Linked DNA regions of Mus musculus: region 2 is linked to region 1. The links are chromatin loops, found by intact Hi-C in ENCODE. Cell type or tissue: heart. All regions are shown on one strand.

Region 1 (2,500 bases):
GTGGACCTTAGAGAAGTTCCTCCACAGGTCACTAGTAAGACTTTTCATTAAAGGGTTTAAAAGTTCATTTATCCTTCCTCTCCTTCCTTTTCTCAATCACTGTGATGACTATGAAGTGACTTTTCAAACTACAGTATAAACATTAACTACAGGAAATAACAGCCAACAGAAATAAAGCTACAACTAATTCCTATTCAAGAGCAGTCTTCATGGAAAACAAAGTTAGTTTCTATACAGCTGAACTGTATTTTTAAGCACTGAATCAGAAGTTCCAGAAACCATGGGTATGGACAAGGATCTTTTACCCTTCTATATAAAATGAGTCACTCAGATGTTCCCACCACAAAAGACTGGGACTTCAGGACACACTTGCCATTTCTTTGTCAACAGTAGGAGAGTGGGAGAGAAAAGACGGAGATGGTCTGGAATCTGACCTTACCAACCAGATCACCCTGCCTCAGCCATTTCCTTCACCTCAGCTACTTTCCATTCTAAGTTCCTCAGGAGACACTGCCATGAGGGGAGACAAGAATGCAGTCTCATCAACTCATCTCACTCCTTAGCCTGACACAAAGTCTGACTGAGAGAAGGGAAAACACCATGCTAGCTACAAGACAGCAGTTCTCCCTGCTACTGTTGCAGCACACTTCTATTCTCCAAGCACAAAATCCAAAGCTTTTTAGAAAAAGCCACCACATTATTCAAACTAAAAATAATGTTTTGTTTCCTAGACAGATTAGTTAGTTCCTCTGCAGGCCTGACCCAGGCCCCGCTGTATCCTGGGAAGTGTGGGTGATCCTTGTTAACACTCCTCCTGGGACCAGAGCAACAATGAAGACACATGCTCAGTCCAAGGCTATGAAACTCTTCTACAGAAGACTGAAGCCCAGGACAGAGCCAGGATTCAAGCCCACAGCCCTGTCCCAGGCATCATTTACACCTCTGGCCTCTGAGGGCAGCAAAGGGCTGAAGAAACCTAACAACCACTCAACGTTCTTGTCAATTTCTCAACTGCAGGCGGACTGGAGGTAATCCAAAACTCACTCCCATTTGGCTCTGGGATGGTTTTGTATTTATATTTGATACTCCAGGAATCCAGACTACTTTGAGCTAAATGATTATAGACTTGCACGGGAAAAGCCTCTCCATTAGCCCAGCAAGCATGGACTGCTACTAGGTGCCATAACTGTTCTAGACCCTAGGATACCTGGGAAAATGAATCAGATAATGGTCCTGTATTGACAGAGTTTGTGCTCCAGTGGAGACAATGACAGGCAGGTCAAGTACAGGACACATAACAAGTGGTAGGAATGAGGAGAGAGCTCTGCACAGGTTGGACAGGATGGAAGGGTCTCTGTCAACTTTAAACAAGATGATCAACATATCTGAAGCAGGGCAGGAAGCAACTTCATGTCTATCTGGGAAAAGCTCCCCAGGTAAAAGCAACACATCCCAAAGCCCTGCTGCAAACACAAGTCTGACCTACAGAGGTGGCCGGTGTGGCAGGAGAGAAGGGAAGGGAGGAGTGGGGCATAACGATAATGGGGCCCAGGAGGTGACTGGCAAGGCAGACCAAGGACCGGACACAGAGGAACAGTCTAGAAGACAGGGGTGATGTCAGAACTAACTGCGAGACCATCTCAAAGACTAATGTTAAACAGCCTCAAGGTAACAGTGACAGAGGGATAGAGTAGAACTAGCAGAGAGCGTGAGAAGGGCCAAGTTCTCCCTTAGATAGCTGAACTGATGGGATTTGCAAGGAGAGAGCAATGAGTACAGATAAACTAGGGCCCACAGCCTGAAAGATGCTTCCACGTTACAAGAAAGGGACACTGAAGCCTGAGGAGGAAAGGTCCTACTCCTTGTTCCTAGGATCCGAACCCCAACCCAGGGCTGCTCCTTACTACAGCTCCACAGATCGTCAGGACTACCAGGCACACAACATACACCAGGGTAGAGCTGTTGCTGCTGAAGGACCACAGACTTACAAACACAACGAAGAAATCAGACCAAATCCTCGCTATTCTTGTAAAAGCCTTAAAAACCTAAATTTTAATGAAAAAAAATCCTCCATTTTTGAAAGGTTGGTTTTCTTAGTTATACGGGTTTGGAGTCTATACATAAACTAACATAGGCCTTATCTGCTCAAAGCCTGTCTAAGCTTAGGGTACAGAATTAAAGGTGTGGGTTCAAGAAGGTCATTTAGTTCAACTTATGCCTGTTACCACTGTAAAGAGCTACAGACTTCCAGCACAGTCTCAGCGGGCCTTCTCTCTGACCAGCAAGACATTAACTAGTCGCCCATGGAGGTTTCCTTTAACCCTGGGCTTTCTGTCACTCTACTGAGCACTGACATATGATTACAACAAAGATTTCAAAAACCCTTCCCAAGTTCCAGTGAGCTTTCAAAGCTGTATGGAGTATAACAAAATCTACAAGCGGCCACTGTCAGGAAATACACTGCAACAGACAGAGAGGAAAACTCCACTACACTGGGCTG
Region 2 (2,500 bases), 140 kb before region 1:
GCTTGTGTAACTCAGGTATGACCTCAGTGTAATTGTGAGATAGCATCCCAAAAATCCCAAGTAAGAAACATCCTATTAACAGATGGAGAGGGGTGGTGCTCCCTAACGTCTAAGTTTGATTTCTTGGTAATAATACCATTATACCTTGAATAGGGTGGCATCTCAAGGCAGTTTTAATTTGCATTTCTCTGCCTGCTAATGATGTTGAACACTTTAAAGAATGTTATTAACCAAGGTTTTTGGTTTTGTTTTTTTGTAATCTCATTTTTTTTAAGGTTTATTTATTTATTATATGTAAGTACATTGTAGCTGTCTTCAGGGCGTCAGATCTTGTTACAGATGGTTGTGAGCCACCATGTGGTTGCTGGGATTTGAACTTTAGACCTTCGGAAGAGCAGTCGGGTGCTCTTACCCACTGAGCCATCTCACCAGCCTTTTTTTTTTTTTTAAGATTTATTTATTATTATATAAGTACACTGTAGCTGTCTTCAGACACACCAGAAGAGGGCGTCAGATCTCATTACAGATGGTTGTGAGCCACTATGAGGTTGCTGGGATTTGAACTCAGGACCTTCGGAAGAACAGTCAGTGCTCTTACCCACTAAGCCATCTCTCCAACGGTTTTGTTTTTTAATGATTGATTTAATAAAAAAAAAAAAAAAAACTCACATGTCCTTCTTGCTTGCTATGGGCTAAATTGTACCTCCCCCAGCCCACTCACACCCCGTACACCTCACATGAATGCCATTTCACTTGGAGATGGGACCTTTAACAAGGCAATTAGGAATAACTGATAATAGGGCGTGCCTTCTCATGGCTGGTGTCCTTTTGGGAGGAGATTAGAACACAGGCACACAGGGGAAGAAGACAACCAGAGAGCCCCTATGACGCCTCGATGTCAGATGGCCAGCCCCTAGGCCAGGAGAAGTCTGATGTTTAAACTGCCTGGCCTGTGACGCTTGCTCTCATCCTTTCCCACCACATATAGCTGTCTGCCACCAGAGGGCAGCAGGCATATGCCCAGCTGCAGTGCTTGAAGCCTTCCTGGCAGATTGTACCACTTCGGAAGGCAAGACTGCCTGCCCGGGAAAGCCTGGAAAGACTAGAAGACTCTTGGCTTTAAGATCCCTGCTTAATGTAGCCCGTGGTCCAACCAGGCCCCAAGTCTAAGGACTTACAGCAATGCATGCTCAGTGTCCTGGGAGTGGTAAGTTAATATGAAGGGTGACATCACACTCAGAAGTCACTCCAACTGTACATGCACAGTTGACTCCAAGAAGCTTCTGGAAAGTGAAACTTGAGAGTCAAGCAGTACAAAGCGATCAGTATGATGCTATGTCTCCTATTCTCTTTGACCAACTGGAGGATCAGATGACCCAGATTTACGTGAGGACAGTTGGCCTCTTGGAACGCACGATGCTGAAAACAAGAAATACTGGAGAGAGTGAGAGTGTTACTGCAACCGTTGCTGAAATTTGAATGTGGAATGTGGACTAGCGAATTATATCAAAGCAGATTTAAAACTCCTTATCTTGATCACTGTATTTAGGACATGTGAAAGCTGTCCTTTGGAAACACACTGGGTTGGGAATAAAAAGGTAGGGATGGAGTTTAGACACATACAAATAGATTCATAGACTAACAAGGCAAGTCAGCCAACGTGTAAAGAGATGATGGGTTTGGTCAGGGGTACAGAGGGAGCCCCTCACTTCTTCCCTCAAGTTTTCTGTAAGTTTAACATTATAACAAAAGACAAAATTACAACCTCAGATCCCAAGAACTTCAGGAAAATTGTGATGATAACAAATAGATGTATAATTATACATATATGCATATATATTATTTGAGAATTTCATATATATGTATATATATATATATATATATATAGACAATGTATTTTGATTTTATGTAACCCTCACACCTCCTTCACCTCCTCCCAGGTCCCTTCCAAGACTCCCTCCCAACTTATGTCTTCTTTTTACCTTTTAAAATATTTATTTATTTTATTTTATTGTGTGGGTGTTTTACCTGTATGTATGTATGTATGTATGTATGCATGCATGCATGTATGTATGTATGTGTATATGTTTGTATGTGCCCCATGTACATATTTCATGCTCATGGAAATCAAAAGAAGGTGTCAGATCCCCTGGAATTGGAGTTATGTGGGTGCTGGGAACTGAACCCAGGTCCTCTGTAAAAACTACAAGTGTTCTTACCCACTGAGCCATCTCTCCAGCTCTCTTTCCTCCTCCTCCTCTCTTCCTCCTCTCCTCCTTTTCCCCTCCTCCTCCTCTTCCTCCTCCTCCTCCTTCTATAAACAAATAATGCATCAAGTCTATCAATGCTGCTTATATAATATGGATGAGGAACCATCCACTGGAGCTTAATAAACTGGCCAGGGGCCACATCCCTAAGTAACTGTAAAGCAAATTGCTCCTCTTCTTCTTCTCCTTCTCCTCCTCCTCCTCCTCCTCCTCCTCCTCCTCCTCCTCCTCCT

Evidence for each region. A loop is a pair of places that touch in the nucleus more often than their neighbours do. Peaks named below come from ENCODE experiments on the same cell type or tissue, not always from the same donor. Only the 100,000 strongest peaks of a DNase experiment are listed, where the experiment ranks them.
Region 2: a loop joins it to region 1, with 2.4 times the contacts of the local background. A loop is called at or near these places in 3 of 42 quality-filtered maps.

The regions. Positions count from the first base shown.
Region 1 is chr2:144,004,371-144,006,870 of GRCm38, forward strand. The region is part of intron 1 of Rrbp1 (ribosome binding protein 1); the gene reads right to left. Among named protein-coding and RNA genes, the nearest start is that of Rrbp1, 5.6 kb to the right of the region's middle. In heart, a CTCF peak has its summit at 960; a DNase peak (open chromatin) is centred at 951.
Region 2 is chr2:143,866,486-143,868,985 of GRCm38, forward strand. All of the region lies in intron 2 of Gm33648 (a long non-coding RNA gene), which reads left to right. It also overlaps a transcript of Bfsp1 not described here. Among named protein-coding and RNA genes, the nearest start is that of Gm33648, 4.4 kb to the left of the region's middle. In heart, a CTCF peak has its summit at 1,009 (motif pointing right); a DNase peak (open chromatin) is centred at 1,036; H3K4me3 peaks cover 349 bases; H3K27ac peaks cover 668 bases.